Linked DNA regions of Homo sapiens: region 2 is linked to region 1. The links are chromatin loops, found by intact Hi-C in ENCODE. Cell type or tissue: heart right ventricle. All regions are shown on one strand. Each heading gives the region's core, and the rest is flanking DNA. Links, peaks and the distances in the headings are about the cores only.

The links. Peaks named below come from ENCODE experiments on the same cell type or tissue, not always from the same donor. Only the 100,000 strongest peaks of a DNase experiment are listed, where the experiment ranks them.
Region 2: it touches region 1 in a loop (4-fold over the local background); 3 of 110 quality-filtered maps call a loop at or near these places.

The regions. Positions count from the first base shown.
Region 1 is chr11:115,959,331-115,970,484 of GRCh38, forward strand. No RefSeq gene overlaps it. Among named protein-coding and RNA genes, the nearest start is that of LINC02703, 45 kb to the left of the region's middle. RefSeq lists an enhancer at 7,945-8,515. In heart right ventricle, for the core only: no CTCF peak of the experiment used is centred there; no DNase peak of the experiment used is centred there; H3K27ac peaks cover 3,074 bases.
Region 2 is chr11:115,899,986-115,911,139 of GRCh38, forward strand. LINC02698 (long intergenic non-protein coding RNA 2698) reads left to right here. Exons shown (of 5, transcript XR_001748394.3): 3 at 751-862; 4 at 944-990; 5 at 1,500-1,589. Among named protein-coding and RNA genes, the nearest start is that of LINC02703, 14 kb to the right of the region's middle. In heart right ventricle, for the core only: no CTCF peak of the experiment used is centred there; no DNase peak of the experiment used is centred there; H3K27me3 peaks cover 913 bases.

The sequences.
Region 1 (11,154 bases), core at 3,052-8,051:
GGAGCCGGGGAGACACCGCGCAGCAGATGTGGCTCGACCCCCTGCTCCGCGCCTGCAGCTTGCAGTGATTTTCCGTAGCTGTGGACAGTGCCTCAGGAAGCCCACATGGATGCCAGACAGTCGGGTAAAGATGAGAAATTGCTGTGTGGCTCCGGGGCAGATTGCCTTGCCTCTCTGAGCCTCTGCTTCTTTCTTTGTAAAAGAAGTCGGTTCCCAGTTCCAGTGTGAGTCTCCTACATACTATGATTCTCAAAGGTTTCAAAGGGCATCCGGAGATGGGGGCCCTCCCCGTGAGTAGGGGTACAAGGTCACAAACAGGATCTTGTTCACTCCTGCTGCAGTCCTGGAGTTAAACAATATAGACCTTTGCCAAGTGAGCTCCGGAAGAGGCCACAACCAGACAGGGGTGGGCTGAAGGCCCGACCCCCCTCCTCCAGCTGGTGCTGTCCTCCCCACAGTTCCCTGGAGTCTGCCTGCTTATTTTGTGCAAGAGACACAAGAAGATTCTCTGAAGCTCTCCCTTCCCCACTGTCGTTCAGCTGTAGTGATTGGGAGCCCACAATGTGCACTGCGGAGAAGATAGCTCCAACATGTTTTTAATATGTATGTATATATTTTGTATATATAGAGTTGACCATTGAACAATACGGAGGTTGGGGCACCAACTCCATATGCCATCAAAAATCCACATATAACTTTTAACTCTCACGGAACTTAACTACGAAAAGCCTATTCTTGATTGAATGCCTTCCCAATAACATAGTCAGTTAGCACATATTTTGTGTGTGTATTATATACTGTATTCTTACAATAAAGTAAGCTAAAGAAAGAATGCTATTAAGAAAATCATAATGAAGAGAAAATGTATTTACTATTCATTAAGTGGAAGTGGATCATCATAAAGGTCTTCATCTTCAATGTCTTCATGTTGAGTAGGCTGAGGAGGAGGAGGAAGAGGAGGCGTTTGTCTTGCTGTCTCAGGGTAGCTAAGACAGAAGAAAATCCATGTATAAGTGGGCCCACACAGCTCACAGCTCAAGCCCTTATTGTTCAAGGGTCAACTCTGTATGTGTGTGTGTGTGTGCGTGTGTGTGTGTGCGTGTGTGTGTGTGTAAATATAAAGTTTTTTTGGTAAACAGTTGCTAGTTCAAATATGATTTTATTCACAAATTATTCTGGGGTTTAGATTTTTCCTGCTGCCTTCTTTGGATTAATAGTGTCTTTTGAAAAATCTCTGACATACCAGGGGCTGGAGAGATTTTCTGGTTCCTCTCTAAGCTAATGAAAATTTCTTTTCTATTTTCAAAAAGAAAAATGGTGATAATAACAACTCATCTTCATTGATAACTTAGTGTGTGCTGGACATCATGCCAAACATGTAACGTAAGCTATTTTAGTAATCCTTGTGATATATGTATGTCATCCTTATTTTGCAAAAGCTCAGAGAGGTTAAGGAACTTGTCTAAGACCACACAGGTAGCAAGGAGGGAAGCACAGAAGGAGGTCCTGGCCATTCTCTTCATAGCTTCAGAGAACCTTCTCTCCTGCACCTTCTCCTTGGTCCCTGGTTTTAATGTTTGGCAACACTGACTGCCAAGAAATCCATCGCATCTGGTAATGACATGGAAGAGTGGAGACAGGACACTGGCCTCAAGGCCAAGTCCATGTTTCCAGCCCTGACTCTATGACCTCCTGCCAAAACAAACAAACAGAAAAAGAAAAAAAAAACTTAATAAGCTTTCCAAACCTCTTTTATCCTCTTCACAAAATTACTATAAAAATGAAGAAGATAATATTCATGAAAATACTCTGAAAATTATAAAGCACTGTAGGAATATTTAGTATCATGTTTCGTTTTGACACTGGCCAAGACAGAGACCAGAGTTACCTCTATGCATGGAATAAGTTCCTTCATCCCTTAGCAATGCCTGCATCTCCTCCATCAGCCCTGCCGCTGCAACGGAGGTGTGAGTGTTAAGCTTCCCCTGGCACCGATCTCTGCAGCAATCTCCAGCTCCTTTCCTCCCAAGGCTCCCTCTGGACTTAGAGGAGGCCGGAATGGCTGAGTCAGCTGCATTTCCTTCTGTCTCAGGGATCCCTTAAACCTGTTACTGAAATTGGCTCCGTGGTACCTGCAGGTTTGCTTGCCATCCAGCAAGTCCCCTGGGGTGGCCCCATTAATCACATTTGCTCTCTTTCCCCTCTCCAGCTGGCTCTGAGGACAGCAGGTAGGTGTGTGGAGCCTCTGTGTGTAGGTGTGCGTATGAATTCGTTTGTCCCCTGGGAGCAGCTGGAGACTAAGTTTCCCTGCAATAAAAGTGAGTTAGTTGCTTCTTTCCTGATAACCATAATCCATTCCACTTCTTCCAAGGAAATGACAGGCCCCCAGGTGATGCATCCCCATGACTGGGAGAAATTGGCTATTTTAGTCCTCTTCGAACATGGAGCAAGTTCTTGGAGCTGTCCTGCGGCAGCCTGCCAGGCCTTTCTGCTATTAAGAACACCCTATTCTAGTTTATTCCCTGGTTTCTGGGCTCCCCACAATGATCTATATGAGTTTCAGAGCTCAGGAGACACCCTGCACTGCTCTGCCTGCAAGCTGGGCCATTCTTGGAGGTGGGATATACCAGAGCTTTTCAAACGTCTCCACCCAGCAAAGTTCCCTCTGGCAGAGGAGCCTGAGAGTGTCCTCCAGGGAGGCTGGGGGCAGCGCCTGAAGCAGCCCCACCACAGCACATCTCTTTGAAGTCTTATGTTTTATCTCAGGAATTCACGTGAATTCTGCATTCTATTCCATAATACATATGTTTGTTTTAATATAAAAATGTTTTAACCCCAAATCTTCAAATAAAATCAATGCCCCAGGAAGATATAACTTGTTTATTCTATACCTTTAAACTGCCTAGTTTGCCACTGCATGCCCCCAGGGGTACAAGTACTCTAGTTAGAGAAGCAGTTGCAATAAGGGCGACAACCAAAAAAGTGTAAGTCTTCACAACTTCCCCTCCCCAGTCTTCTGGAAAAGATCTAAGTCTACCTGCTTAGTTGTCATGTCTGTTGTTCTGGACACTAGAAGAATGGGGAGAGATGAAGAACTGAGGAAGATGCAGAGGCAATACTGATCCACAATGTCTGGAAGCTTCAAAATGCTTGTTGAATGAATATTTTTCCTTCCTGCTTTAGCTCAGTCTCATCATCGAGAATCAAGTCCTAATCAGGCAGTCTTTGTCTCAGTTCCTAACCCTACTCCAGCAGGTTATGAAGGTTAACAGCATGAACATCTTTATTATTTATCTGTATATTATTTGTACCAGCCTCGGAGAATGAAAGGTACCTTCCTTCTGAGATAGGTTGTTCTTAGCCGATGTGACCCTGAGAAATTTGGGAGAAAACAACAGTTTTGTTTCGTTTTGTTTTTTTCATTCTAATTGTCTCAAGGGGAAGTCCAGTTAAGAAGAAAACTGATATTGGGATTGAGTATACCAAAGAAGAGAAGTCCAGGGACTTTAAAAAACAAAAATGGGGAGAATCGATTTGGCTGAGAGGAAGCCTTTTGGCTGATTCAGGGGATTTAATCTGGATTGGACAAGTAGATCTAGCTGATCACTGGAGAAAGTCCCCAGAAGCCAGACGACTCTACTTAAAACAATTCAGAGGCATCTCTGCCCGGAGGTGGGGGCTTGTCCGGGTGACACGCTGCAGCCTCCTCTGCTTCCCTCGCTCTGTCTCCACTACCCAGGATAGTCCCCAAAAGGTACAACTATAGGCGAGATAAACGATCGGGCGCAAAGGCACAACCTAATATAATATTTGCAGTATTTCTCAGACAGACAAGGGAAACATCCAGCTCTGTGATTTTGCTTGATACAACAAAGCCAAACCTTCATCACACAAACGTACAAGGAAGCCAAGAGCGAGAGAGCTGTAAACATCTCAGAGCAGCTCTGCAGACAGCCCCGTATGGAGACACATTTCAATGGGGGTGGCAGGGGTGGGGAGGAAAGATGAAGCTTGCCAAGTCACAGGCACTCTGATTTGCAGGGAGCGTAGCATGGATATTTCAAATCATTTCCTTTTCGTTAGTACCTAATCCCCCAGCTGTTCTCCGAGCATTGGCTCAAATGCTGGAAAACAGTCAGCCTCAAATGTAAAAGCCACAGGGCTCCTTTAAATTATGTTGTCTTGCTACATTGATATATCATGTCAACCCAAACTTGTGGTGTATGGCTTCTGGGAAAAGGCAATTTTGTCTGATGATGAATTTAAAGGAAAATGAGCCATTTTTATCAAGGTCACTTAAAATTAAAACAGTGTCAGTCTGGTCCTATGTGAGGATTTTGATGTACTGGAGGGAGGTTATTTCACAGCTACTGTCCCTGATCTCTCCTGCATCTCTCTGGGCTCTGGGGTCTGAAAAGACTAGGAGCTGATGGGGAAGTAGAGGCCTCCTGCTTCAGGGAAGTAGAGCCGGTGTCTCGCACCAGAGCCCCAGATGGAACTCTGTCCCATTCACATTAATTGAATCCAGTACTTTGAACTCTTACATATGCCTGTTCATATAAATTAACTCATTTAGCCACATGAAGCACACTGTATTGTCCCCATGTTTTTTTCTGATGTGGAAACTGAGGCTCAAATGGGTGAAGCAACTTGCCCAAAGATGCTGTGCTAAAATGCTACAAAACCAGGATTGGAATGAAGGCTTCCAGTGTCAAAGCTCGGGCTCTTTCTATTCCAACAGGAGTTCTCATTCTACATTCATGTATTCATTTACTCCTTTATTTACATGCTCAACAAACATGCATTGGGCATTTACTGTGTGCCAGGCACTAGGGACACAAGGATGACTTAGGCATGGTCCCTGCACTAAAAGATTGCAGAATCTAGTGGAACTCACAGTCTAGTCTTGCAATATTTATTCAACAAATATTTAACATTTAGTAGAACAAACAGCTGGCCTGATTGAGCACAGTTCTTAAGCAGCTGTTTCATGTCCCATAGTTGTCCTCGCTATTGTTTTAGAAGTGAGTGGGTGGCATCCCGTTCCCCTTACTCAACAGGCAGTGCTAACTATGGTCCATGCCCAGGAAGGCCTTGTCTCTGATTCATTAGGTCATGAGCCTTAGACATTGTATTTTTTAGAAGCTCTACAGATGGAGTCATTACCAGCTGAAAACCCAAGCTTTGGGGTTTCACAAACCCAAGCTTTGGGGAGGCACACTCCTTTGGGGATGTAAGTGTAATTTTGCTTCCCTGATTTTCATCTTTTATTTGGGGCCTGGAAAATTAATAAAGCAGACTTTCCCCCATGTTTCATTATTTCTTGGATTATCATATTAAGCAGACCCTCAGTCCTACACTAGACATTAGTGGGCTAATGTTGCACATTTGTCAGTGGTTGAGAATCACTCCTTTGAAACTACCATTATTTAATTGGCTGAATATTCATCATAGCTCCTTCCCTACCCCATTTCCCCTTCTGAAGACACCCTCTAAAGCAGTGATCCCCGACCTTTTAGGCATCGGGGGCTGGTTTGTCAGTCTGAGACAAACCAGTGGAAGACAATTTTTCCATGGATCCAGGTGGCAGGGGGTGGTTTTGGGGTGAAACTGTTTCACCTCAGATCATCAGGCATTAGTTAGGTTCTCATAAGGAGTGTGTAACCTAGATCCCTCACATGCACAGTTCACAATGGAATTTGTGCTCCTATGAGAATCTGACAGGAGGCAGAGCTCAGGCAGTAATGCTTGCTCACCACTCATCTCCTGCTGTGCGGCCTGGTTCCTAACAGGCCACAGACTGGGGACCCTGCTATAAAGGACTTCATCCTTCACCTCCCACTACTTTGGAAAATGTCACTGATGCTGCCTCCTAGCCTCCCCTAGCAGCCTTGTTCATTCGGTGGTGCCACACCTTTGCCACAACTCTGCACCTGTTCTCTGTCCCCTTGCCTCATTGTCGTGCCTCTCAGGCCACTCTCACCTGGTGAACACTCACCAGTACCATAGGCCCTCTTTATTCAGGCCTGATTCCTCAAACCCAAGGCCAAGCTTAGCTCAGGGGGAGGTCAGAAAACTTTCTGAGACCAGGATAATAATGAAAAGAAAAAGAAAAAAAGGATAATGGTGAAAATGTTCTCTTTTTTCACCCCATGCACACATATTTTGGTGCTTAGGATCATTTATCCCAGGCCTTCTGCATTCATCTCCCCCTTTCTCTTCCTCCTCTTTTTCCTTTTTAAATTGTACCCATCACTTAATCCAAAACAAAATCATCTGGAAATAAAAACAGAATCTAGGAAATATAAGTCCAATGACTTTGTTCATTGCTTTTATTTTGTAGCCAATACAAGTGAAGCCAGAAAGGGAAAGTGCTTTTCCCAAAGGCACACAGCTTCCCAGTGTCAGTAGGTAGAACTGGAGCCCGGAGTATCTAAGTTAGGACCTCGTGTTTGTGTCAAGCCCTATCCTTAACACACTCCTCCAGATGGCAGAGGCTGCCAGCTCCCTCTCATGCCACTCAGCCAAATACCAGGACAACTTCCGTGGTAGAACCAAGTAGCAGACAAGTTCCATGGTGGGTTAGGCCTGAAGTGCAGCCAGGCAGCCAGCAGAGTGTCAGCCAGCTGGCCAGGGGGTCATTAGCATTCAGGAAATATGACAAGCCTCTGCTCCCTGTCTACTGCCATGCAGCATGCGTCACATGACATGACAGGAGTGGCCCTGGTTTAAGAAGGGAATCAAAGGCAGGGCCATCTCCACAGCTGCAGGTTAATAGTGGACGAATTACACACTTGGAAAACAGTTTTCCCCTCGATGCATTATCTGGACCATTTCAAAGCCCTTTGTCTGGGCTAAGCTGGCTGTCAGTGATATTTGCAGGCCAGGGACTTGCAGAAAAGATGTATTTTCTGACAGGGAGAAGGTCACCTAGGCAGAGGCCATTACAATGAGCTGCGGTCAGGTCGGAATTTCCCAGATCCCGGTCGATGTGGTCTCAGGGCATTACTCAAGCATTGGGATTAGAGCACTGGCCAAGAAAATGCTCTTCAAATTGGTCGACAAGTTACACGCCATGGGAAAGTCACTCTCTCGTTTACCCTCAGTTCCCCAATGCTTAAAGCTGGGCCCTGGGGTCGGAAGATTTCTGCAGGTCCAAATAGGGAGCTCAGCAGATGGGGGTGCTGCTGAAGGGTGGGCTGTGTGAGGGAAGCTGGGTGAAAGAGAGAGACTGAACTTCAGCTCCAGTTTGGCCCTGAACTCACTGAATAACTGAATAGGTCACTGGGTGTCCTGGATCTCAGTTTACTCATCTATAAAGTGGGACTAATAATACTTACTGATAGACACCTTTGGTACATTACACAAAACAGATATAAAAAGTCTGAAAACTTAAAAGTGATATTGTCTTCTGAATGTAATTTCAGGAAACAAAAGCCCTTCTTTATCACTCCTTTAGATGTGTATGGGTATGAACAAAATAAGTTATATTAATAGGGGTGTCCAATATTTTGGCTTCTCTAGGCCACATTGGAAGAAGAAGAATTATCTTGGGCCACACACAAAAAATACACTAATGAGCTGTATTAAAGCTGATGAGCGAGGGGGAGGAGCCAAGATGACCGAATAGGAACAGCTCCGGTCTACAGCTCCCAGCGTGAGCCACGCAGAAAACGGGTTATTTCTGCATTTCCAACTGAGGTACCAGGTTCATCTCACTGGGGAGTGCCAGACAGTAGGTGCAGGACAGTGGGTGCAGTGCACCATGTGCGAGCCGAAGCAGGGCGAGGCATCACCTCACCCGGGAAGTGCAAGGGGTCAGGGAATTCCCTTTCCTAGTCAAAGAAAGGGGTGACAGACGGCACCTGGAAAATCAGATCACTCCCACCCTAATACTGCGTTTTTCCAACCAGCTTAAAAAACGGCACACCAGGAGATTATCTCCTGCACCTGGCTGGAGGGTCCTACGCCCACCGAGTCTCACTCATTGCCAGCACAGCAGTCTGAGATCAAACTGCAAGGCGGCAACAAGGCTGGGGGAGGGGCGCCCGCCACTGTCCAGTTAGTTGTTTGATTAGGTAAACAAAGCCGCTGGGAAGCTCTAACTGGGTGGAGCCCACCTCAGCTCAAGGAGGCCTGCCTCCCTCTGTAGGCTCCACCTCTGGGGGCAGGGCACAGACAAACAAAAAGACAGCAGTAACCTCTAAAGACTTAAATGTCCCTCTCTGACAGCTTTGAAGAGAGCAGTGGTTCTCCCAGCACGCAGCTTGAGATCTGAGAACGGGCAGACTGCCTCCTCAAGTGGGTCCCTTACCCCCGAGTAGCCTAACTGGGAGGCACCCCCCAGTAGGGACAGACTGACACCTCACACGGCCAGGTACTCCTCTGAGACAAAACTTCCAGAGGAACGATCAGGCAGCAGCATTTGCGGTTCACCAATATCCGCTGTTCTGCAGCCACCGCTGCTGGTACCCAGGCAAACAGGGTCTGGAGTGGACCTCTAGCAAACTCCAACAGACCTGCAGCTGAGGGTCCTGACTGTTAGAAGGAAAACTAACAAACAGAAAGGACATCCACACCAAAAACCCATCTGTACATCACCATCATCAAAGACCAAAGGTAGATAAAACCACAAAGATGGGAAAAAAACAGAGCAGAAAAACTGGAAACTCTAAAAATCAGAGTGCCTCTCCTCCTCCAAAGGAATGCAGCTCCTCACCAGCAATAGAACAAAGCTGGACAGAGAATGACTTTGACGAGTTGAGAGAAGAAGGATTCAGATGATCAAACTACTCCGAGCTAAAGGAGGAAATTCAAACCAATGGCAAAGAAGTTAAAAGCTTTGAAAAAAAATTAGACAAATGGCTAACTGGAATAACCAATGCAGAGAAGTCCTTAAAGGACCTGATGGAGCTGAAAACCAAGGCACGAGAGCTACATGAGGAATGCAGAAGCCTTAGTAGCCGATGCAATCAACTGGAAGAAAGGGTATCAGGGATGGAAGACAAAAGGAATGAAATGAAGCGAGAAGAGAAGTTTAGAGAAGAAAGAATAAAAAGAAATGAACAAAGCCTCCAAGAAATATGGGACTATGTGAAAAGACCAAATCTACATCTGATTGGTGTACCTGAAAGTGACAGGGTGAATGGAACCAAGTTGGAAAACACTCTGCAGGATATTATCCAGGAGAACTTCCCAATCTAGCAAGGCAGACCAACATTCAAATTCAGGAAATACAAAGAACGCCACAAAGATACTCCTTGAGAAGAGCAACTCCAAGACACATAATTGTCAGATTCACCAAAGTTGAAATGAAGGAAAAAATGTTAAGGGCAGCCAGAGAGAAAGGTCGGGTTACCCACAAAGGGAAGCCCATCAGACTAACAGCTGATCTCTCAGCAGAAACTCTACAAGCCAGAAGAGAGTGGAGGCCAATATTCAACATTCTTAAAGAAAAGAATTTTCAACCCAGAATTTCATATCCAGCCAAACTAAGCTTCATAAGTGAAGGAGAAATAAAATACTTTACAGACAAGCAAATGCTGAGAGATTTTATCACCACCAGGCCTGCCCTAAAAGAGCTCCTGAAGGAAGCACTAAACATGGAAAGGAACAACTGGTACCAGCCACTGCAAAAACGTGCCAAATTGTAAAGACCATCAAGGCTAGGAAGAAACTGCATCAACCAACAAGCAAAATAACCAACTAACATCATAATGACAGGATCAAATTCACACATAACAATATTAACTTTAAATGTAAATGGGCTAAATGCTCCAATTAAAAGACATAGACTGGCAAATTGGATAAAGAGTCAAGACCCATCTGTGTGCTGTATTCAGGAAACCCATCTCACATGTGGAGACACACATAGGCTCAAAATAAAGGGATAAAGGAAGATCTACCAAGCAAATGGAAAACAAAAAAAGGCAGGGGTTGCAATCCTAGTATCTGATAAAACAGACTTTAAACCAACAAAGATCAAAAGAGACAAAGAAGGCCATTACATAATGGTAAAGGGATCAATTCAACAAGAAGAGCTAACTCTCCTAAATATATATGCACCCAATACAGGAGCACCCAGACTCATAAAGCAAGTCCTTAGTGACCTACAAAGAGACTTAGACTCCCACACAATAATAATGGCAGACTTTAACACCCCACTGTCAACATTAGACAGATCAACGAGGCAGAAAGTTAACAAGGATACCCAGGAATTAAACTCAGCTCTGCACCAAGCAGACCTAATAGAAATCTACAGAACTCTCCACCCCAAATCAACAGAATATACATTCTTTTCAGCACCACACCACACTTACTCCAAAACTGACCACATAGTTGGAAGTAAAGCACTCCTCAGCAAATGTAAAAGAACAGAAATTATAACCAACTTTCTCTCAGACCACAGTGCAATCAAACTAGAACTCAGGACTAAGAAACTCACTCAAAACCTCTCAACTACATGGAAACTGAACAACCTGCTCCTGAATGACTACTGGGTACATAATGAAATGAAGGCAGAAATAAAGACGTTCTTTGAAACCAACGAGAACAAAGACACCACATACGAGAATCTATGGGACACATTCAAAGAAATGTGTAGAGGGAAATTTATAGCACTAAATGCCCACAAGAGAAAGCAGGAAAGATCTAAAATTGACACCCTAACATCACAATTAAAAGAACTAGAGAAGCAAGAGCACACACATTCAAAAGCTAGCAGAAGGCAAGAAATAACTAAGATCAGAGCAGAACTGAAGGAGATAGAGACACAAAACACCCTTCAAAAAATTAATGAATCCAGGAGCTGGTTTTTTTGAAAAGAACAACAAAATTGATAGACCACTAGCAAGACTAATAAAAAAAGAAAAAAGAATCAAATAGACGCAATACAAAATGATAAAGGGGATATCATCACCGATCCCACAGAAATACAAACTACCATCAGAGAATACTATGAACACCTCTACCCAAATAAACTAGAAAATCTAGAAGAAATGGATAAATTCCTTGACACATACACCCTCCCAAGATTAAACCAGGAAGAAGTTGAATCTCTGAATAGACCAATAACAGACTCTGAAATTGAGGCAATAATCAATAGCTTACCAACCAAAAAAAGTCCAGGACCAGATGGATTCACAGCCGAATTCT
Region 2 (11,154 bases), core at 2,901-7,900, 59 kb before region 1:
AAGATACGCTTTAAGTATTTCCCTTGCATATACTATCTAAGGGCAGCAGGTAGCAATTGGGGTTTATCCTGAGTGTTCGATCCAGGTATCTAAAGACTTGGCCTTTTGAATGCACTGGTGACTCTGGGCTGAGAGAAGGAAAAGGCACCACCTTCCAGGAGAGAGATTATCTATGGAGCAGCCCATTCGGCCGCATCCTAGGTTTTCCTAGGAGATTTCCCCATCGTCCAAAAACCAATGAGGTCTGACCTTGCAAGATGGATGAGCTCCCAGCCCAGAGCCATGTGACTGCAGCTGAGGACGAGCCCATTCATAACCCAGGCACAGACAGACCCGTTAGCGACATTGCTGCGGGCGAGCTATTACTTACAATGTAGTTAGTGTCGTTTAACCAGAATGGATGGGACACAATGTTTGAAAGAAGAGCCCTGAATCTGACCAAGAGGAAAATAAGTTAGAGCAGCAGCGGGCTGGTCTAGGGAAAGAGGGGGCAGAAACAGGGGTTTCCACTGAAGACAGGTCCTCTCTACTCAATACAATTGTTTTTCTTTATTAATAAAATGTTCAAGATTAAAGCTCCCACTGAAGGATCTGATGTGAGGTTAAATCATTGGGGAAAAGTGGACATGGCTGCAGAAAGAGAAAATACAAATTATATGGGAGAAAGAATAGCAGGGCTTAGGGACGGTGGTAACCATGACCATAGGGATGGAGCAGTGGAAATTGTAACTGTTTGGAATTTTTTCTAAGGCCTGATGTCTGGGAGCTCGTCTAATTCTGCCACTTTAAGGGTCTACTCTGCAGTCCTCAAAGTTCAGATGATTCTTCCCCAAACCATCAAAGACAGCCCTGGCTGTCTCTGGTGAGTATGTGTGTGTGTGTTTGTGTGTGTGTGTGTAAGCATCAAGTTCTCAGCCCAACAATGATTTATTTTCCCTTACAGAGTTCTTATGCCCATGAGGATGACCTATGAATCCCAGAAAGATACAGGTAGATAAATTTTCCATTCTCCCCCAACCTTGCTCCCTTTCTAGATTCCTTGGAGATTATCAGCAATGGCAAAGGCACAAGAAAATATATGTGAACTCTTGCTCCTCAGAAATATGTTGTGGCCAGTTTCCTGATAGGACACACCAGTGGATCCTATAATTCCAGCAGCCAGCTTGAGTCCCATCTCCCCAGTGAAGTCTTTCATGAACTACCCTGACCCCCATTGCTTTCTTCTGCACCTGGCAGGAAGCTAGTAGCTATAGAGCAGAAGAGTATAAGGTTTGGGTGAGACAAATGGGCTCCAACCCAAGATCTACAACCTTTGAGCTGTGTAAACTTACCCTTTTAAGTATCTGATTCTTGCTATAAAATGGATTAATCATAGTGCCTACTTCACAGAGTTGCTGTGATTATTGAGAAGATGTATATAAAGTACTTAGCATTGCAAGCATTCAATAAAGACTACTATTTCTCTCTGGCAACCTCCCATCATCCTTTTCTGTTTCCAGAATTGAGAATCACCAGAGAACTCTGTTCCAGGAATCAAGTGATTAAAGTTACAGTTCCAGTGTCATCACTAAATAGCAAGGTGACCTTGGATGCCTCATTTTATCAAATCTCTCCATTTTTCAACCTCTAAAAGTAGGATAATTTCACAGATTTGTTATAAGGATGAAAAGAGAAAATGGATGGGAAAAGTTTGTGAAAGCCTTTGAGATGTAGGACAATAAAAATGGGAAGAGATCTGCTGGGATGTTATCTAGCCCAACCTTCCACCAGGGGCTCACTGAGACTCTGCATGGAACTTTCACTAATGGAAAAATCACTCCCTCGCAGCAAGGTTTCATTGTTGGCAGACACAAAAAGGACTTTCAAAAATTATTTTTAAAATTTAAGAGATATTATGTCTCTAGGATGATATACATGTTTCAAGTAGTATTAAAAGCCACACTGATGGATATGTAATAATAAACGTATCTGTTATTAATTTTTAAAAAGAAAGAAACATTATGTAGTACCAATTTGCTTGCCAATCACCAAGTTTTTTCCTGGGACATAGCAGGCAACTAGACAATGCACGGAGCATACATAGGGTGCAGACTTAGAAAGGTTTTCCATGCATTGAAGTGAGTTGGATTTCCTGTAGCTTCTTACCTATTGAGTAGTGCTGCCCCCTATGTCAATGACCATCACCGTCTCCCCAAACACACACACATATACACAGCAGGGTTCTTAATTCCAGCTTTCTTCAATGGTTCCTCATTAGATATATGACCCAGTATGAGCAAAGTGTCCTCCTTCACTTTTACCCCTCACCTAGAGATTAGAGAAGCAAACAATTTGCATATGGTTCCAGAGTTATTTCTTCCAAAGAAATCATGTAATAGGATAACACTAGCTGCTGAAACAAATAAGCCCCTCAGTCTGGCTTTAGCACAACAGATATGTGTTTTCTCATTTACCTAATGGTTTTATGCTAGAAGCCCTCCAGATGGTAATTAGGCTTCAGAACCCTTCAATATTGCCTCTTTATTCTCACCTATGGCTGCAAAATCTTCTGCGTTTAGCTAGTAGATGGGAAGAGACTGTGGAAGATACACCTATTTCTTAAGCTCCATTATTTGAAGGTGATGTACACCACTCCTGCTCACACTCCATTGACAAGAATTCTAGTCCTATGGCCCTTCCTGGCTTCAAGAGAGACCAAGAAATTATAGTCCCTAATTGGGCGGCTAGTTGCCATCATCAAGTCTCCAATATAGAAGCTAGCTATCCCTGTCATGAAAAGGGCCAATTTTATAATAGTAAGAGTAACAGGCATTTGCGAGCGACACAGGTAGTCTTTGGAAGGAAATTGCCACTGTGGTACTTTCTATTTCATTTTCAAGACCTCTTCCCAGCCTTCTTCCACCAAATTTGCTGCATAGAATTTATCTTTCTCCCCACATTGTGGAGACAGCAGGAACTGAGCAGAGAAGAATTTCTGAGGCAGCAGATTTAAGAGCCAAGAATAAAGTGGGGACTGACTCTTTTTTCTAGGATAGGCATGTGGGGACAGAAACAACAGGTCAGGGAGGAGTTAAATGACAAGGACTGTGAGAAAGCAGATGAGTGAAGAGGTGAAAGCAGGAAACTGAGAGCACCCACATGGGATGTGTGGGGCCACATCCTTCTGTGTGGTGCTACATCCTTCTGTGTGGTGCTGGCAAACAGGTAAGCTTAGATGAACCTATGCTCTATTTCCCTTTTTCTCTCTACTCCTTCCCTTTCTATTTTATGGTTTTGGGGCTGATCACCTGAACATTTTACAAAAGAACTATTTAAATGCCAATGGGATTAGTGTCTTTTGCATAAGAAAAGTGGGCTAGATGGTATTCAGAATGGATCAAAATGAGTCATTCTTTGGTCTTATGATAAGCATTAGCCCACAACCTCAATTTGGAATAATCAAAAGTGAGGAATAACCACCAGGAGATGATGACCCCGCATGAGAGATATTCAGTCAGTTCTCTCGTTGCTTATCTCCCCAAAGCAATAGCTAAAGATACATCCTGAAAGCCATGAGAGTTTCAAGCACCTTCCCGTTGATGCTCACTGCGATTTCAAATACAGCACTGGAAATGAGCATAATTATCCTGATATGTGTGGACAGTTCAGTGCACAATAGGTTGAGATGATTAACTCTCTTATTCAGGACACTACATTTCTATTATGTTACATTAGTCTTGTTGAAAGTCATGTACCATGCTATTCCATAATGAGCTTACAGTCAACTAATCCCCTATGGCTTTGTTTTACACGAATTTCTAGAAAACTAAGACTTCTCCCATTCTATATTTGCACAGTTCATTTTGGAACTAAGGGTGGGACCCAAAATGTATCTCTGATAAAATTCATCTTGTGTATTCTATCCCCTCCTTCTAGCCTGCCTTCTGAATCTAGATTTTGTCATACAGCGTTATTAACTATCCCTCCCAGCTGGGTGCCATCTGCAACTTTGATAGCAAGCTTTCTCCATGATTTAGGCAGACATTTGTGATGGTCAAGTTTCAGCAGACTACTGTTTTGCATAGGCTATTGTTAAAATGAGCTTGTATCCCTTTGCATATATTATTCAATGAAAGGAAATTAGTAGGCCAGTGAACCAATGGTTGAGCTACCAACTGCAGAGAAGGTGACATGTTAAAACTTTGAATTGGCTCTATTTTACTTTTTGTATTGCTCCTGAAAGGTGAAAGGGGATAGCAGAAAAATCCTTTCTTGGTGCTGGAGAAATTGTTTGTTCTTGTTTGAGGACTAATAGATGTCTAACAGGTATCATTGGAACTTGCACATAACCAAAGCAAAACTTTTATTTTCCCTCCCAATCAGCTTCTCCCTAAGCTGCCTCATCTCAGAAAATGACACTTTCATTCTTCCATTTGCTCAGTCCATAAAACCTTGGTGTCATTTTCACTCTACTTTTTTTTTTCCCACTCCAAATGCAAATTATTAGCAAATTTTTTCAGCTCAACCTTCAGAAAATATCCAGGACTTCATCATGTTTTCATCACCCCAACTGCCACCACCCTTCTTCACCCTGACATCTTCTCTTGCCTGGATTATAGCCACAGCCTCCGAAGAGGTGAACCTGTCTCCTGATTTCCATTGTTGTCCAACCATAGCCCCCTTAGCAGCCAAAGCCATCCTTTAGAAAAACTAAGTCAGATCATGCCACTCTTCCGCTTAAAGCTCTCCGACGGCTCACTCAGAACGACCTATGCCAGCCTAAAGCGTCCTAGATGATCAGGCCCTTCTGATCCCTCTGACCCCTCTGACCTCCTCTCTCAGTCCTCCCGCTTGTTCACTGCACTTCGGCCACAGCTTTGGCTGTGCCCTTTCTATTTTACATTTTTTCCTGCTAAAATGCTCCTTTCCTGGTTATATGCATAGCAAGGTTTTGTTACCTTTTCATAAGGCCTTCTCTAACCATCCTATATAAAATAGCACACCTCTCCCACCTCGAGTGTTTTTTTCTGTCTTTTTATTCCATTTTATTTTTCTCCATAGCCTTTAGCACTACCTGGGCACAATATTCACTGATTTCTGGCTTATTGTCTCTCTCTTTCCACTAGAATATAAACTCCATAAGGGCAAGGGCTTTGTTTTGTTCACTACTATACTCTAGTGCTTAGAACAAGCCTGACACATAAAAAGCTTGCAATAAATATGTGTGGAATAAATGAGCCAGTGGCATTGAGTTCAACATGGTGTTATCTGGTCTCAGTTGCTTCAGATGTAATGTGATATTCGTTCAACAGATTTCAATCCATTTTTTCTCCCAATGCTAAGGAATTCTTCCTTTAAGTGAATATATAAGCAGAAATCAAACCATTTCAACCAGAAAAGCTCCACTTCTAATTAATTAATTATATTAAGTGAGCTTTTCTGGTTTACATGAGGGTAGAAAATAAATCAAGAACTGCCCCCCACTCCCCCAGTCATCATGTCTGCTCCAAAGTTTCCTCAGGGAGAATGTTTAAAAACCACAAAACCTAAATATTTCTATGACTTGATCAGTATGATGACTAGGAGTTACCAGAATTCATTACTAAGAATCATTGTGGTATATCATCATTTATGAGATTTTTTTAAAGGGGAAGCAATTATTTTTTAAACCTTATTTGAGCTTAGCTCTTACATCTTCCCTCCCAGTACTGAGGTGGGGGATAGATTAGATGACCTCTGAAGGTCTTGTTTCAGGATGAAGATTGTATGATGAAACATGAGCAGCCAGTGCTGCCATAATGTGTGTTCCTGCCTGAGATAGGAGAAAGGAGCTGTGGATTTTAGGGGAAGATGAAACTGAAATTTCAAATGCGACTCAACCCATTGCTGAAATGGAGGAACATTAAGTCTTCAAAGTTAAATGCAGATTCAATTAGAAATTTCACTGAAATTTCAAATTACAACCATTTTTCCCTCTAAACGACAGAATTATATGGCGTCAAGGAGAAACTGACAGGTAATTTGGGAAACTAAAGGTTCCTTGGACTCCGTAGTTAATGGAGAGTTTAGCACCAATTCCTGCGTAATTTGCACTTCTGAGAAGCAGAATTATTATAAAGTCAGACATCTCCAGCACTTTCAACTCTTGGATCTGCCGGGCTCTAAGATGACCAGGAATGTGGAAGGACCGAGGTCAGAGGTTGCCATTTCAATATCTGAGGCTGCCCAGCTCCCCCAAACTGGCATTTGAACTGAAGAGTTGAAAATTGGAGGTGACATTCAGAAGTCTCTGAAAATTATAACCCCGACTTCCTCCTTGAAAAGCTTATCTGAATCCTAGCTTATCCTTTGATGGGGTTACTGAAAAAGCACTCTGCTCTGAGCTCTTGAAAGATAACATTCAGCGCAAGTGAGGCCTGGCTGTATCCCTTGGGGGAAAACAGTGGCAGATGTAACAAGCTGGGGACGCTAATTAAAGGGTCTGGGCAACTTTCTGGGGATGAAGGAGTCTGCCCCTTCAGTCTCTGCTCCTCATGCTCATCAGGGAGTAACACCCTGAGTGCATGGGGCCCCATTAATAGAGGGGCCCTCCACTGCTGCCCCAGGAGGCAGCCTTCGTGCCTAAAACGGGGGTCACTCGGGAGAGGATGACTTCTCCTGCTGCTCAGGTGGCTTCTCTGCCTGTCTTTCTGTGGAACAGGGATGAGAAGGGAGTGAAGAGCTGCAAGGCCAAAGATCCCTTCTTTCCCAGGCATCAGGTAAGTCTCAGCAGTCCTGCAGACTGAACCACGGTCAGTGTTGGAATCAATGCTCCCGACTCCTTTGAGATGCAACTAGAACCATCCCTCATTTACTGCCACCAGTGCCGGTCTACTCTCTTTCTGAGCTCCACACTGCTCAGGGTCTCTCATGTTTGTTTTTGCCCTTCTCATTCTCTGCCTTACATGGCTATTTAAACATTTGCTGTGGGTTCCAGGACCTTCCAGCCAGGTGATAAGGTCCGTGAAAGCAGGAACTGTGTCTTATAATTGTAGCGCTCCCAAAGCTTCCTATAAGTTGCTGAGTACATAATAGGTGCCCATAAAATACTCTGCTCATCATCCGTCAAGTATCCAGTGAGCATGTTCGTTTTGTAGGACATGGCCCACTAAGTAGGAACCTGCTGCCTCCTCCTGCCCCCTGCCTCTGCCTCCAGCTGGCTGTGTGGCTTTGGACAAATAAACTCACTCTTGTAGCCTCCGTTTTTTACCTATCGTGAAGGGTAGAAAAGCCAGCCTTGTCTATTTCATAGCATAGTTGTAAAGGTTAAAGCAGTAAATTAATATGCTTGGTTTTTGGTCAAAATTATAATTTTTGTTTATAAGCACATGGGATTTAGGCTAGAGTTTTAGACACCTCTCTGGGTGTCAGTTTTTTAAGTAACATTTTTCATTCTTTATATTTTTAAAATGTATCCATTGTTCAATAAATATGCAATGAGTACTCACTATATGCAGAATATTGTGCTACCTGCTAGGAATAAAAGGATGCATCTAAGCCATGTCTCCTTTCCTACCATCTTACATTTCAGTGAGAGAGATAAGATTGGCAAACAACTAATAGATAAAACAAATGTTTCCTTATGTAAGAGACGATTATTACATATTGTTGTATATTCCCTATGATTATGCATATTACTCAAGTTGTATTAATTCTGCAAACATGTACCTATATGATTCTAAAAATGTCAGATGAACCACAAAAAAAATCCATTCCTGGACTTTGTAAAACACAAATCCACTTGATTTGTAGAGGTTTCTTTATAAAAATAAGCACTGGTTATGGAAAGAAACAGCAAAACCTTTTTTAAGTGAGTATCTAGGTGGGAAAAGAATGGTTTTAGAAGACATACAGCCAAGTGTACAGGTCAGCGGGCAGCTCAAATAATACCCTCAGCCCCAATGCCAGTCCTGAAACAAAACCAGTGGAGGCTGAGCAGCCTCTGCAGCAGATAAACCACCAGACACATGGCCATGGAAGAGTCAGTGCTAAGGAAGGGACTTGGGAAAGTGGGAAGCACCATCTGGGGCTGTTCTGGAGCAAAGAGTTCTCTGAGCTGACAGTCCAAGTTAAGCAGTAAACAATCATTGATTTTGCAAACAGAGCGTTCTTTCCTAAACCAAAGAGTAATCTTCTTATGTGCACAATGTGGAAAGGACAGTTGGTCCCAGGATGGTCTTTTTCATCTACGGCCGCACACACAGATAACAGTTATTGTCAGTATCACCATTCCCTAAAATAAATGACAGATAAATACAAATCTGGGAAGCTCACACATAGATGTACTATCTTCATAAAGTCCTTGTGTAACATAAAAATTTAATAACCCAGGTCATAGGTGTGGTAAAAAAAAAATCTGTAAGTAGTGTTTTAAAACAAATGTACTAAAGTTTGTGACAACTGTGCTACTCAGTCCCATCAGGTAAATTTTGATGTCTTTGTGTATATAATCTATCTTGTTCTCCCCAAAATGCCTAGAAGAGCATCTGGAAATAGTAGATGTCAACAAATTCATTTTTTAAAAGTTGTACTTAAGTGTTGCTAGAATAGCTAAATCAGTAGTGAAATAGTCAGTCATCTTATTCTGTTAAAAGCCCATCAATCAGATTGGCCCATTTGTTTTCCCTCTTTTAGAAAGTTAGCCCCATAAGAGCAGATCTTGTCTTTTGTATTCACTGATAAACTCTCAGTTCCTAGAACAGTGTTTGGCATATGGTAGGTGCCCAATAAACATTTCTTCAGTGAATGATCCAGTAGGCAAACTTGTTGACTGAATACATTGGTTTCAAGTCCCTGTTAACAAGTAAGGGACCTTCTGTACTAGTTGAACTGAAATCATATTAGCTATGCAACAAAAGTTCATTCGTTTATTCATTTATTCTCCATTTATTTACTTATTTATTCATTCATTCAAAAAGAAGCTATTTAGCATTGAGTATGTTCAAGTGACTGTGATGGAAGACACAAAGTCACATTATGGGAGGCACGAAGATGGACAAGAAATATTTTCCACCACTAGAAAAGTTATAATCATGTTTGTATCATGGAGAGAAACGTAACCAAATAGAACAATTGGATTAGGGTTGAATTGGAAAGATAACCTCTCAAGTTTCCTTAATTCTGAGATTCTGTGATACTGTGATTGAAGTGCTAATTTCAGATATCTATGATACATGCAACCTGATGTTATTGAGATTAAAAAATTAAACTCTTTTAATGGCAAGGGATTTATGAAGAATGTGTATTTTGAGTGAATTGGTATTTGAGAGCTAGAGGATCACTAGATTGCCCTGGGTTCTGAGCAGCCTCCACATCACTGGGTCGGATAGTGTACTATCCATGCCTTCCATGCCTTCCATGGAGTGTATTGCCTGCAGCCCGAATTCAGAATGACCTTGGCCCCAGCCAGTAGCCCTCCTACAGAACAAGTCACCCTCTTATGTACCATACCTCCACGGAGTCACCGTGGATCTGCTGCTAAAACATGGAGGGAGTGTGTAAAAGTCACAGCCACATTAAATTTGAAGAGGATGACAGATATAACTTGAAAGTCATAGAAATCAGCTTCAAGCAGAATAATCCCTTCCATTATATAGACTTTAGTTTCTGAAATGTTTTTCTTATACGTTGTCTCATTGGGTCTTTTACAATACCTGTTTTTTTTTTTTAACTTTCTCCACTCATTTTATTGAAGAGGGCACTCAGTCTCTAAGTGGGAATGTCGTTTGCTCAAGCCAACATGATTAATCAGTGGTAGAACTAGAATATGCTTTTTCCTCCACACCATGAAGCCTCCCACATTGGATACTATGATTCTGTGGGAGGACCAACTATCCTTTCTTTGCACAGGGAGAGGCTCTCTCTGCCCAAAGGTGAGGTTATAAAATAATGCAGTCCCTATGCCCCAAGACCCTCTGTGATGCCAGCACCAGACAACATTTCTCCTGATTCACTAGTGTAGTATGACCCACTGGCTCCCAGCAGGCCAATCAGCTGACAGCTGGAGGAGAGGTACTCCATCTTTTATGCTTGTCAACTCCATGAATGTATTAAGGTATCAAGAGAAGACAGCACCAGGGAGACTTTGGGCCACAGCCAGGACCAAAAGCATAAAGTGAAGGGGCAGACAGAGTTGGAAGATAAGCTCCCTGCCTCAGTTGTCTGGAAGGGGGTAGCAAGGGCAGTCTTTCTGCGTGGGCTACTCTGGAGTACCTAGGTCTAATGATGCCATTTATCTTTTGAAGCCACCACTATGAAGGGCCATTTCAAAGGATATTGGGGGTCATAGGCCTAGAGGTTTTTGCAGTGGAGTCAAAAATCCTGGATTCAAGTTTCACTTCTATCCTTCATAGTATATACAGTCTTGGGCAGAACACCAGAAACTATCCATAAAATGGAGATAAAATGATACCATACCATCTATACCACCAGCTTTTTAGGATGATCAAATAAAACAGCATTTATGGAAATTCCTTGGAAATATTCATATTCTGTACAAACATGAGTACATTTCCCGGTGCAGGGGAGTATGATGAGTCATCCTCCAACAACCCCTACCCTCCAGGGCCTGGTGCTCCTACCCTAGCCAGTAACAGTAGCTCAGCTAGTTCCTGCTGACAGCAGCATTTTTAGGCTTACCAACACTGGCTTACAACCCACAGGGAAGAACAAGGACCAAGATGTGCAAATTGCAGAAAAACAAAGTTTGGCTTCACATAAATTGCTATAATAATAACAACTAACCTATATTGAATGTTTGCTCTGTGTCAAGTCCTCTGCTAAGTTCTTTGCTTATATGAACTTATTTAATATGTTAAACAAAATTATGACCAATCATTTAATACATATTCATTCATTCATTCATTTGAGACAGGGTCTGGCTCTTTCACCCAGGTCAGAATGCCGTGGCACAATCTCAGCTCACTGCAACCTCTGCCTCCCAGGTTCAAGAGACCTCCTACCTCAGCCTCTCGAGTAGCTGAGACAACAGGTGTGCACCACCACATCTGGCTAGTTTTTGTATTTTTTGTGGAGATGGTGTCTCACTTTGTTGACCAGGCTGATCTTAAACTCCGGAGCTCAAGCAATCCACTGCCTCCGTGTCCCAAAGTTCTGGGATTAGAGGCATGAGTCACT